2 separate regions of the Homo sapiens genome follow, and region 1 is linked to region 2. Evidence: chromatin contacts called from ENCODE Hi-C data. All regions are on one chromosome and are shown on one strand. The core of a region is the stretch at or near the end of the contact, and the rest is flanking DNA. Distances in the headings are between cores, read along the strand shown. Region 1 holds the start of CCL5 (C-C motif chemokine ligand 5). Region 2 has its middle 31 kb from the start of SLFN11.

What was found. Hi-C counts contacts between places; a loop is a spot of excess contacts on that map. Pooled maps may share reads with other maps.
Region 1: a loop to region 2 is called in a pooled map, with 9 times the contacts of the local background. The contact joins the promoter of CCL5 here to the enhancer-like site in region 2. A Hi-C loop is called at or near these places in 3 of 37 single-sample maps with no recorded cell type and 3 of 50 pooled maps.

Annotation. Positions count from the first base shown.
Region 1 is chr17:35,878,818-35,885,720 of GRCh38, forward strand. It overlaps CCL5 (C-C motif chemokine ligand 5), which reads right to left and starts at 1,543. Exons shown (of 3, transcript NM_002985.3): 1 at 1,413-1,543. The coding sequence starts at 1,488. It overlaps LOC105371745 (a long non-coding RNA gene), which reads left to right. Exons shown (of 5, transcript XR_934699.2): 2 at 5,565-5,718; 3 at 5,870-5,962; 4 at 6,691-6,795; 5 at 6,889-6,903.
Region 2 is chr17:35,339,668-35,345,990 of GRCh38, forward strand. It overlaps the pseudogene LOC101060119. Among named protein-coding and RNA genes, the nearest start is that of SLFN11, 31 kb to the right of the region's middle. Within about 2 kb of position 2,109, at least 3 of the 41 ENCODE cell types and tissues checked have a DNase peak (open chromatin) inside an H3K27ac peak, as active enhancers do.

The DNA of each region.
Region 1 (6,903 bases), core at 293-2,792, 540 kb after region 2:
AATGCCTCATCTAATCCTTGAGCCAAGCTTGTATCCATCCCTCTACACCATAACCTTCTGCCCTGGGCTTTCAGGGCCTCCTCCTGGCTTGTCCTGGGTCCTCTGGCTTCATTCTTGCCCTTCCAGCATCCTCAATGGATTTGGAACTTGGTTTCTTTGAGACCTAGGGCAGGTTGTGGGGAGGCTTCCAAAGCTCAGGCTCCATGACTCAGCCAGGATCCTAAGAAGGGCCTGGAGATGCATATTGTATCTTGGGAGCTCTGGTTGAGCTTCAGTGAGAAGGGCTCTCAACAGAGAACTTCTTGTTGGTCAGTTAATTCAAGATGACGTTGGGAAGCATCAGTTGCCACTTCCCAGCAGAGGAGTAGTTTTTATTTTCCCAGCAAGATGGAACCAGGTTTGAATACCAGTCTCCCCATTTCCTAGCTGTGTGCCTCCATGGACAAGTTACTTAACCTCTCTGTTTTCCCATCTGTACATCAAGGACAGCTACTCAAAGAAGGGTTGTGGGTATTAAATAAGATGTACAAAAATCGGCTGGGCACGGTGGCTCACGCCTGTAATCCCAGCACTTTGGGAGGCCGAGGCGGGCGGATCACGAGGTCAAGAGATCGAGACCATCCTGGCTAACATGGTGAAACCCCGTCTCTACTAAAAAATACAAAACATTAGCAGGGTGTGGTGGCGGGTGCCTGTAGTCCCCGCTACTCCGGAGGCTGAGGCAGGAGAATGGCATGAACCCGGGAGACGGAGCTTGCAGTAAGCCGAGATCGTGCCGCTGCACTCCAGCCTGGGCGACAGAGCGAAGACTCCATCTCAAAAAAAAAAAAAAAAAAAAAAAAGATGTGCCAAAATCAGCACAATGCCTGATCCATAGTAACCATTTAATTAGCTTTTATTATCCTCTCCTTGTTTTTATTTGTTTTTTAAATGTATTCACTCTAATAAAGCCACATACCCTCTCATAAGCCAATTTTTTTTACATTTATGAAATGAGAGAGAATATGGCTGTCTCAGGGTCTCAGGAAGTTTTAGTTTAGTTAAATTTCTTAGAAACCCTGCTGCTGACAGGCATGAGTCAGACGTGTTTCAAAGTCAGTGTGAGCTACTCATGACTACTAATCTCCCCAACATGAGTCCACACTCAGTGAACACCTGTAGGCCTTGAGGGTGTAGACCTTAAAGACAGAAAAACTGATCAGGAGATCCCTGCCATGAAGCAGCATAGAGATCTCTCAAGGACAACAGGACATATGGGTAAGACAATTCATAAGAATGTAAATAATGGGGTTCAGACAGTATTCATGCTACAGTTGAAAAGAGGGCAAGGTGTGGGACAGTCATTGGGATGGGGTAGGCATTCTAGGCAGAGTCTGACTCCAGGGGCTGTGGTGGTCAAGACCAGGACTTACATGGGGAGGCAGATGCAGGAGCGCAGAGGGCAGTAGCAATGAGGATGACAGCGAGGGCTGCCGCGGAGACCTTCATGGTACCTGTGGGAGAGGCTGTGCGAGGTCCACGTGCTGTCTTGATCCTCTGCAGGAATCCTCTGCAGCTCAGGCTGGCCCTTTATAGGGCCAGTTGAGGGGCATCCCCTAAGGGGAGTTTCCAAAATAGCAACCAAGCATTGGCCGGTATCATAAGTGAAATTGCACAAAACGGAAAAGAAAACTGAAATAGCCTCCGGAAATTCGAGTCTCTGTCTCTCCCTCACTGCTCTCTCATCTAGAGTGAGCTCATCAGTTTCCTCTTTGACCAAGCACCAATGGTGGAAAAATTTCTCTGCTGACATCCTTAGTTTTACCTTCCAGGGAAGGGGTCCTCCTCAGAGAGCAGGAAGCCGCTTTCTTGGGGACAACAAGGAGTGGCAGTTAGGACAGGATCAGAAGTCACTGAGTCTTTATTACTCACTGAGTCACTGAGTCTTCAAAGTTCCTGCTTATTCATTACAGATCTTACCTCCTTTCCCTCATCCATGGAAGGATGTTATTTATAAAGTGTTTTATTGAGGAGGGTCCTCTGGATATACAGTCCCCAAAGGAGGTGAGCACACTCACACTGTAAATTGAGGCAGTTGATCTGAGCTGGGCATTGGGAACCTTTTCACAAGATATGAGTTGGAATGAGTCCTCTTGTGGGAATTTCTTGCTTTCATCCTGGTCATAGGGTCTCTCCCATTTACTTGCTAAGCGACCTTTGGGAAAAGTGCTTAATGTCTTTGAGTTCTATTTCCTTGTTTATAAAGTGGAATAATTGATTAGAGACTTGTTGAGAAGCAGAGGGAGAGAAAGATATCTTACAGCATACTCTATCATTATTGGCTACCATTTACCGAGGGCTTATCTGTGCCAGCCACTATTCCACTGTCCTAGCGCGTGTCAACTCATTTACTATTATTATCCCCATTTTATGAATGAGGAAACTCAATAAATACTGGGATCCCATCTCACTGTAAGGCCTTCTTGGGCACAAAAGTTACAGAATATGAAAGCTTCAAAGGACTTTAGGGATCATTTTTTCCATGTTCTTCAGTTGCACAAGAGGAAACCAAGGCCCAGTGAGCAGGAGTGACTTGCTAAGAACACACAGCAAATGAATGACAGAGTTGGGATCAGAACCCAGTTGCCCTCACTCCCACTTCAGTGCTCTGTCCATTAAGTACTGCCCAACATTAAAGGGTTCGTGGTTAGGAGTATCCTCAAAACTGAACCCATGTGGAACTTCTGGATTAGAGCTAGGGTCCTTACTGCATTCCAAAGAACTGGATACAGTAAGTCTTCATCAATTCCTATTTTAGTAGTTCAGAATTAGCAACAATTTGGTCCGGGCTAGGCTGAAATTGGCATCTGAATAATAATAATAATATTATTATTATTATTATTATTATTGAGACAGTCTTGCTGTGTCGCCCAGGTTGGACTGCAGTGGCACAATCTCGGCTCATTGCAAGCTGTGCCTCCCAGGTTCACGCCATTCTCCTGCCTCAGCCTCCCAAGTAGCTGGGACTACAGGAGCTGGCCAGAATGCCTGGCTAATTTTTTTGTATTTTTAGTAGAAATGGAGTTTCACCATGTTAGCCAGGATGGTCTCTATCTCCTGCCCTCGTGATCCGCCCGCCTTGGCTTCCCAAAATGCTGGGATTACAGGCCGTACCCGGCCGGCATCTGAATTATTTAAGAGAAAAGTGTTTATTGAGAGTGACAAAAGCGGCCGGGCGCGGTGGTTCACGCCTGTAATCCCAGCACTTTGGGAGGCCGAGGCGGGCGGATCATGAGGTCAGGAGATCGAGGCCATCCTGGCTAACACAGTGAAACCCCGCCTCTACTAAAAATACAAAAAATTAGCCGGGCGTGGTGGCGGGCGCCTGTAGTCCCAGCTACTCAGGAGGCTGAGGCAGGAGAATGGCGTGAACCCGGGAGGTGGAGCTTGCAGTGAGCCGAGATCGCGCCACTGCACTCCAGCCTGGGCGACAGAGCGAAACTCCGTCTCAAAAAAAAAAAAAAAAAAAAAGAGAGTGACAAAAGCAAAATAAACAAAATGTAACCCCCTACTGAGATCATTTTCTGTTAGCTACTCTCACACTTGTAACATGGTGGTTGACGGTGACTAAATCACCCAGAATGGGAAGACTTTGCCACATTTCTTCCTCACGATGACTTTGAGGCAGAGTGGTTGTTCTTCTCATTTGACCAAAGAGGAAAGTAAGCCTCAGAACAGATAATTAACATCTTCAAGATCACGCAGCTGATAAGTGGGATTTGAAGGCAGGTGTTTCTGATGACCATGCTCAAGCTCTGTCCAGTGAATCACATCAGTAAGTCAGTTAACAGTTATCAAGACCTTTCGGCCAGGCGCGGTGGCTCACACCTGTAATCCCAGGACTTTGAGAGGCCGAGGCGGGCGGATCACGAGGTCAGGAGATCGAGACCATCCTAGCTAACACGGTGAAACCCCGTCTCTACTAAAAATAGAAAAAATTAGCCGGGCGTGGTGGCGGGCGCCTGTAGTCCCAGCTACTCGAGAGGTTGAGGCAGGAGAATGGCGTGAACCCAGGAGGCGGAGCTTGCAGTGAGCTGAGATCGCGCCACTGCACTCCAGCCTGGGCGAAAGAGCAAGACTCCGTCTCAAAAAAAAAAAAAAAAAAAAAAAAGACCTTTCTAGGTTACAGGTGCCATTCCAAGCTTTTTTTTTTTTTTTTTTTTTGAGACAGAGTGTCACTTTTTTGATCAGGCTGAAGTGCAGTGGCACGATCTCGGCTCACTGTACCCTCCACCTCCCAGGTTCAAGCAATTCTTCTGCCTCCTGAGTAGCTGGGATTACAAGCGTCCGCCACCATGCCTGGCTAATTTTTGTATTTTTAGTAGAGACAGGATTTCGCCATGTTGGCCAGGCTGGTCTCGAACTCCTGACCTCAGGCGATCCGCCCACCTCGGCCTCCCAAAGTGCTGGGATTACAGATGCGAGCCACTGCGCCTGGCCTTGTTCCAAGCTCTTTACAACAATCCTCTCATACCCTCCTTACAGCTCAATCAATTAACAATGGAAACGTAATTTTGGAAAGTATGGCCATCTCATTTAAAGAAACAAATTGCAAGCACTTTAGAAACATTCATCCAACCACACAAAAATGTTCTACCAATTGTTTCCTTCACAAAGCCCCGTTAGGTCTAAGGTAAGTTACCAAACATGTGAGAGGTTCTGGAAAAGGCGGTGGGTTAAGAGCAGGGACTCGGCAGTTTCTCCTGTTTATTGTCCAGGTGGCCTCAGGTAAATTATTAATAATCTCTCTGGTCTCAGTTTCCTTACCTATAAATCAGTGATAATAATAATAATAGTTCCTCACACAACTATCGAGACAATTAAGTCCCTATAAATGTTCTCATGCTTGCAAAGCTCTTAGTGCAACGTCTGACGCATGTTAAGTACTTAATAACATTGCCTATTATTATCATGTTATCATTAAGAGTAAGATGTCAGTGCCTTTAAGGATATTCTGTAATTTATGCTTTTCAACAGTCTAAACTAAACCCCCAGTCAATATGTATTCGTATTTGTTACAAAAAAATATTTATTTATTACAAAAAGCCTTTTTTTTTTTTTTTTTAAGACGGAGTCTCTCACTTTCGCCCAGGCTGGAGTGCAGTGGCACAATCTCGGCTCACTGCAAGCTCTGCCTCCCGGGTTCACGCCATTCTCCTGCCTCAGCCGCCCGCGTAGCTGGAACTACAGGCGCCCACCACCTCGCCCAGCTAGATTTTTCTGTTTTTAGTAGAGACAGGGTTTCACCATGTTAGCCAGGATGTTCTCAATCTCCTGACCTCGTAATCTGCCCGCCTTGGCCTCCCAAAGTGCTGGGATTACAGGCGTGAGCCACCGCGCCCGGCCACAAAAAGTCTTTTTTAAAACAGATGGGTAGTTGAGGCTTAGAGTGGTTAAGTGACTTATAGTCTGGGTTCATGGGCTTTCTACCACACTTCATTGTTTCTAGAGAAAATCATAAAACTATTACCAAGGCTCAGTTTTCTTCTGTGAGCTCAATTTCTGTTTTCTTTCCTTGATTTCAGTTTCCCTCTTTAAGGAAGAAAGGAAAGTGTTTTCCTGGATACTAGATATGCTGAGTTGGGACAGGAGCTAAGGATAGAGGTGAGGAAACCCGCAGACAACAGCGACATGCTCCTCATCTTTGAGTCCCAGCGAACCTTTCCACTGTGTGTGTGTGTACGTATATCTGTGTATAAGTGGTGGTGGGACAGAGGTTGGGTGGGTAGGATGGTGGGATGTTGGGATTGCTGAGTGGGAATAGGCAGTGGGAATGTCAAAAGTATTTTTGTTGTTGTTGTTTGAAACAGGATCTCACTCTGTTCCCCAGGCTGGAATGCAGTTAACTGATCACCTGCAGGCTTGAACTCCAGGGTTCAAGCGATCCTCCTACTTCAGCCTCCTGAGCAGCTAAGGACTACAGGTGTGCACCACCATGCTGGGCTAATTTTTTTTTTTTTTTTTTTGAGATGGAGTCTGGCTCTGTCACCCAGGCTGGAGTGCAGTGGCGCGATCTCGGCTCACTGCAAGCTTCGCCTCCCGGGTTCACGCCATTCTCCTGTCTCAGCTTCCCAAATAGCTGGGACTACAGTCTCCCACCACCATGCCCGGCTAATTTTTTGTATTTGTAGTAGAGATGGGGTTTCACTGTGTTAGCCAGGATGGTCTCGATCTCCTGACCTCATGATCTGCCCACCTCGGCCTCCCAAAGTGCTGGGATTACAGGCGTGAGCCACTGCACCATGCTGGGCTAATTTTTAAATTTGTCGTATAGATGGGATCTTGCTATGTTGCCCAGGCTGGTCTCGAACTCCTGGCTTCAAGCAATCCTCCCACCTTGGCCTCCCAAAGTGCTGGGGTTGTAGGCATGAACCGCCACACCCAGCCATGGGAGTATTTTTCTTCCCTTTCAGTGATTCTAATGGATTGTGAGGAGCACAGGAGGGAGGAGAATCTAATTTTTATTTCATGTCTACCATTCATTTTCTCCTGTGCAAAATCAAGGTTTGGGCTTGATGGGCTATCTTCAATTTTTTCTCTGGTGCTAATGAACTGATTCCATAAGCAAATTAGAGAGCCCATGTAAACAGTATGGTGCCTGGTACAGGGTGGGTGTTCAATGAATGGCAACTATCATTATTATTCACCCAGCACATTATGTTCCTGAAAACCAGGAACTGCTTCCTGTCTGACCCACTGCAGTGGTGGAGAGGATCAAGGGAAATAATGATCATGGATGTGCTTAGGAGACGTAAGGTGAGATACACCATCATGGAGCTGTCTCTGCTCTCCCTGTCCCTTCAGTGTGCATGGTCCATACCACTCAGTCATTCCTTACCCACTCTACAGATTTTACTAAGAATT
Region 2 (6,323 bases), core at 859-3,358:
GTGAATCACTTAGCCTGGCATATTTTTAATTTTTTGAGGAACTGCCATATTGTTTTCTCTAATGGCTGCACTAATTTAAGTTCCCACCAACAGTGTGCAGATACTCCCTTTTCTCCACATCCTTGCCAACACTTATCTTTTGTCTTTTTAGTAATAGCTGCATGAGTATGAGATGAGATGATACCTCTTTGTACTTTTAATTAATATTTCCTTCATTATTAGTAATATTGAACACTTTTTCATATACCTATTGGCCATTGAAATGTCTTCTTTTGAGAAATGTCTACTCAGATACTTTGCTCATTTTTAAATTAAATTATTTGTTTCCTTGCTATTGAATTGTTTGAGTTCTTTTTATATTTTAGATACTAACCCCTTATTAGATGTATGGTTTGCAAATATTTTCTCTCCTTCTGTAGGTTGTCTCCATTCCTTTGATAATTTCCTTTGCTGTGCAAAAGCTTTTTGTTTTATGTCATTCATTTGTCTTTTTTTGCTTTTGTTGCCTGTACTTTTGGGGTCATATTCCAAACATTCATTGCCAAGACCAACATCAATAAATCACCCTTTGGGTTTTCTGCCAGTGGTTTTATAGTTTCAGCTTTTACATGTAAGTCCTTAATCAATTTCGGGTTTATTTTTATGTGGTATGAGATAAGGACCCAATTTCATTCTTCTGCATTGGATATCCAGTTTTCCCAACACTATTTATTGGAAAGAGTATCCTTTCACCATGTATGTTCAAGGTAACTTTCTCAAGGTTGCTTGGCCTATGAACGTATATATTTATCTCTGGGATCTCTATTCTGTTTCATTGGTCTATATGACTCTCTTTATGCCAGTACGATGCTGTTTTGATTACTATAGCTTTGTGCTACATTTTGAAATCAGGTAGTGTAAAGTCTCCTGCTTTGTTCTTCTTACTCAAGATTGCTTAGGCTATTTGGGATCTTTTGTGGTTCCATAGAAATTTTAAGACTGTTTTTCTATTTCTGTGGAAAATGTCCTTGGAATTTTGATAGAAATTGTAGTGAACCTGTAGTTCACTTTGGGTAGAATAAACATTTCAACAATATTAATTCTTCCAATCCATGAACATGGGATATCATTTCATTTATTAGTGTCGTCTTCAATTTCTTTCATCAATGTTTTATAATTTTTAATGTGCAGATCTTTCACTCCCTTTGTTCAACTTATTGCTAAGTATTTTTTTTGTAGCTATTGTAAATGGGATTGTTTTCTTGATTTCTTTTCTTTCCTTTTTTTTTTTGTGTTTTTTTTTTTTGTTTTGTTTTTTTGAGACAGAGTCTCATTTTGTTACCCAAGCTGGAGTGCAGTGGCTTGATCTTGACTCACTGCAACTTCCACCTCTTGGGTTCAAGTGATTCTCCCACCTCAACCTCCCGAGTAGGTGGGATTACAGGTGTCCACCACCATGCCCAGCAAATTTTTGTATTTTTAGTACAGACAGCATTTTACCATGTTGGCTAGGCTGGTCTCAAACTCCTGACCTCAAGTGATCCACCCTCCACAGCCTCCCAAAGTGCTGGGATTATAGGTGTGAGCCACCACGCCTGGCTGATTTCTATTTTGCATAGTTGTTATCGGACAGAAACACTGCTGATTTTTGCATTTCTAGTTTTGTACCTTGTAACTTTACCAAATGTGTTAATTAGTTCTAACAGTTCCTGTGGAGTTTTTAGGGTTTTCTTGTAGGGAGACCCCCTGAAACTATTGCTACAGAATAAAAGATGAAATGCTCCTGATTATTATAAATACAAAATTGCATGCAGGATTGTGTAAAGACAATGCAAGGTTGGGCTGCCTGAATGAGCCAACAGCACATGATGTGCTTCCTCCTGCAGAGAGCCTATAAACGGATGTGCAGTCAGGGAGGTTTCACATCACCAATATTCTTATCCCAGAAAAGCAGATGTTCACAGCTCTGGGAATGGAATGCGACCCTTGTGGAGAGCCTATAAATGGACGCATGAGGGGCGGCCATTCATATGTATAAAATAGGGTTTTAAATGCCCTTATCTTGCCATGGCTCTTCTAGGTCTCTTTAGGGTTAAGGCATACTCCCTTCTGAGAATTTGTGGTCTCACCGGTTGTCTAGTTTCACATCCTGTTTCCATCAATTGTTTGCAACCAGCTTTTGCTGCAACTGTTACTGCTGATTAATATCTTGCTAAACATAGGTTATGGATAGACTGTGTTTCTGTTTTAAGGCTCTGTTAAAAATCACTGACACACACACTGTATTGTAAATTCTTATCTCTGTATTCTGCACTTCTGCATACAGATGTTATGTTAAAGAATTACTTCATCCCCATGTGACCATCTCACCTCATAATCAAAGACCCTAAATCCCTCACTAACCTACCCCCACCCTCACTAAACTTAATAATAAATGCTGCTATATCCAGTGCATTCGTGGCATCACAAGACCAGAAGGCGGTGACCCCCCTGGACCCAGCTTTCACTATCTCGCATGTGTCTTTTATTTCTTGACCTGCCGATCCACCTGGGAACAAAGAAAGAGCCCCGTTGGATTGCAGGCTGCTGGTCAGATCCCACAATATTTTCCGTATATAATATCATGACATCTGCAAACACAGATAATTTTATTTTGTCCTTTCCAATTTGGGTGCCTTTTATTTCTTTTTCTTGCCTAATTGCTCTGGCTAAGAATTCAGTATCTCTTGAATAGAACCCATGGTTCCTGATTTCACTCTCAAGAGGGTGTCATTATCTTTTTCCACTTTTTTTTTTTTTTTTTTTTGAGATGGAGTCTCACTCTGTTGCCCTTCTTCCACTTTTAAAGTGGAAAGTTTCCCTTTTCTATTATTTTCTTCAACCACATTTAAAGCAGGAACTGGGGACTGTACCTTCCTTTAGAACTAACCAGCTTTCTCAACCTACTGCTTGCCCAAAGAATGTTGGAGTCCAAGGGTTGTGTTTAGTCTGAAAGCATCACAGTTTTTGCTTTCTGGATTTTAAAAATCTAGGTATGGCTCCTTGGCAATTTAACTTTCTCAAAAACTTCTTGTTGTTTTTCTAAATCTATACGGTCCCAGTTAACTCTGTGTGCTAATACAATTCAGTATTTTTGAGATGTGCTTCTCTCTTTAGATTTAATTATATTACCTTGAATTAGCAGGCTTTCATCAGAAAGCAATGCACTCAAGCTCTTTTCTCTGAGCAATTTTGTCTGAAAGGATTTATTGGCTGACATCTTAGTTGATTCAGAGGTTTCCACCATAGGTTTAATAGCTACTTATTAACTGCCTCTTTGCCAAAGACTGAGTTTGAATTTCTGTCTTTGTTACCCAAAGACATTCTCAGATTTTTTATTAGTTGAAGAAGAGAAATATTTGCAACTTCTTATTCTAAAAGTCCAAAAATGTGTAGACCATTTTCTTCCCTTCCTGCTTGCAAAGAGTTTAGTGCTTTTCCAAGCACATTTTTCCTCCCACCTTTTGTATTACCCTACCTAGTAGCGATCAAACTATATTACTAGCATCTGTTTCCTTACTTCTTCACTCAAATCCACAGGCTCATTTAATACATTATCTTCATTCTAAGTTATTAAAGGTGACTGTTTTGTCCAGTCTTTCACTGCTACAAAACAGGGGTTGACATTTTCCCAGCCTCCAATAATATTTTCTTCATTGCCCATCACTCAGCCCTGGAACCAAAGCCACAATTTAAATTATTTTGTTATGCAGCATCCCACTCTAAGCACCAATTTCTGTACAAATCAGAACTAGCCAGATTTTGCTGTGGTAACAAATTATCCCCAAAGTTTCCATGACTGTTTAAAAATAACAAATGTTAATTTCTTTCTTAAACTATATGTCTGTTGTGGATCCCATTTGGCTCTACTCTTCATTGTTTTCATTCCAGGACCCAGACAAAGCAGCCAAATCTGGGTCATTGCCTATCTTATACCAGAAGGGAAAAAGAACATGGCAGAAACACTCAATGACTCTTAAGAGTTCTTCTTGGAAGTAACACACGTTATGCCTGCTTATACTTCATTGATCATAACAAGTCACATTGCCAAGCCTGAGACCAATGGGGCACAGAATATGATCTACTTCTGGGTAGGGATATCAACCTTATCAAACAATATTTCAATTTATCACACCATCTTTTGCTCCAAGATGACTGTACCAGATTCTGGCATCTTGTCAACATTTCAGCCAGCAGAAAAGAATTCACACTCTTTTCACGAGCACAATATGAAAATTATACACATTACCTTCCAATATTCCATTGGCCAGGCCTTGGGAACAAGCCATATCTATCTGCTTTGGAGCATGGGAAATACAGTTTGTGGTTTTTTGTTTTGGGGTATTTTTTTGTGTGTCTATCTTCCCCACTACCCCCAAAACCATACAGTTCTTACCTGGGCATCCCTATAGTGGGTTTTTTGTTTTGTTCTGTTTTTCTTTTTAATGTGGTCCAATAATTGTGTCTTACTTGGAATTTAGTCTCAACACTATTGAATAAATAACAAAAATCCAGTCTCCACTATAGGCTCTGCACAGCTGCCAATGCTAACGTGGAAGATGGCAAGGAGCCCTGTGCCTTGTCCTCTCACTCTGGGAGCACAGGCTGCAAGTTGGAAGGGCAACAAAAATGTTCTCTCTCCAGGTGTGAAACACAGTGGGCATGTAGAGCTGCGACACGGAGTGCCATACAACTGCCATCTGCAGGGTTGAGGTGATGGATGCCTTTCTTGGGTGTCAAGCTGAAAACAAGAGAACTGTGCTGTCATCTGAGGAGAATGTAATCACTCCTTCCACAACTGTTGCATGTCCCTGTGGGTACAACAGAGCAATCACTGACCTCTCTGCCAGCAAGACTGGATGGTCTAAAGAATAAGAGACGGAGAGTAGCAGAAGGCTTTCTTAGTGCACTTGCCCTAACCCTTGGTGGATCTTGTTATCAAGTGTCCAACAAAGGCTGGAACATTCCAGGGGATTAATTCTTCAAATAGGACACCATGAATCTGTCCTTTGGAAACTCATCAAGGCAGAATTTACAATTTCATCAGTTTTATTTTCAGGAATTCTCTACAATTAAGAAGATAATTTACTAAAAACAGTCTTTCCTACCTCTGAGGTGTGTGTCACACACACTGATTAGAAGTGCTATAGAAAAGAAAATTCCAAATCGAATGACCTTCAAAATTTGCCTGTTAATACCCAGGTGTGGAAACAGTTCCATTCATTCAGAGAACTTTTGTATGCTTGTGGTTGATCAGTTTTAAAAAAAGAGAATAGTAATAAATAAAGTACAGTTTAAAACCCAGAATGGGCAGGGTATGGTGGCTCATGCCTGTAATCCCAACAGGTGTGACTAGGATGAGAGGAGTGACACAGGGCCCGGCAAATGCAAAGTTGGATCCTCTCTTCATTTAGCATTTTTATATTTTATTCATCAGAAATGTTTGCATTAATTTTGATTTTAAAATATTGTTTATCTTGGTCACTGAGAGGTGGTGTTTCTTTGGTGCCCCCTTCAATTTTGCACTAGCAGGTGCCTCACTCTCCTGCCTCACTCTCCTTACCCAGCCCTCCCCATAGGCTCATTGTCTTAAGTGCGGTGATGATTTCAAGGGATTCTACATAGGCCGATATCCATCATTTTGTACACTTTAAACAAGTGCAATTTCATGTATATCGATTATAGCTCAATACAGTTATTTTTATAGTAATATATAAAGCAATAGAGCACAGGCTCTGTGCACTGGTCGCCTTTTCCCTGCAGCTGTGGTCTCCGTCCTAGTTTCTCGCATCTCCAGAATCCAAAGACCAAGACAATTCCCCAGGGTAATGCTGTCGGCGCAGGACCCGAGACTCCTGCTGCAGGCATCTTCTTTGGCTCCTCCTGAGGTGGGTGCTGCGCTCAGAGGCTTAGGCCCGCACCCACCTCCCTAACCCACGCCCCTCCGCAGCCGCCTGCTGCTCGCGCGCTGCAGAGATTGATGCCCACCCACCCCTTTTCCGGGCAGGCGAGGATTAGACAGGGTCCAACCCCAGGGGACGCTGGCCTTCAAGCCCACCAACAACTGGTCAGAGTGAGGATCCCCAGATCCGCCGGGATGAGGGGAGAATCTGAAGTTCGCAGGGTCTGCGAAATAGGCTGGAGAAAGCTCATTTACAGAGAAAAAAAAAAGACGCGGAACTGTCTTCAGGGCCCTCAGAAGTGGTTTAAATTCTCCGCAAGGAAACCGAGGCGGGTACTGAGGTCGGTCTCGCCCTTTCCAGGGCGCGCAGTGAGGTCACCCCGGGAACGGCTGTCACCGCGGG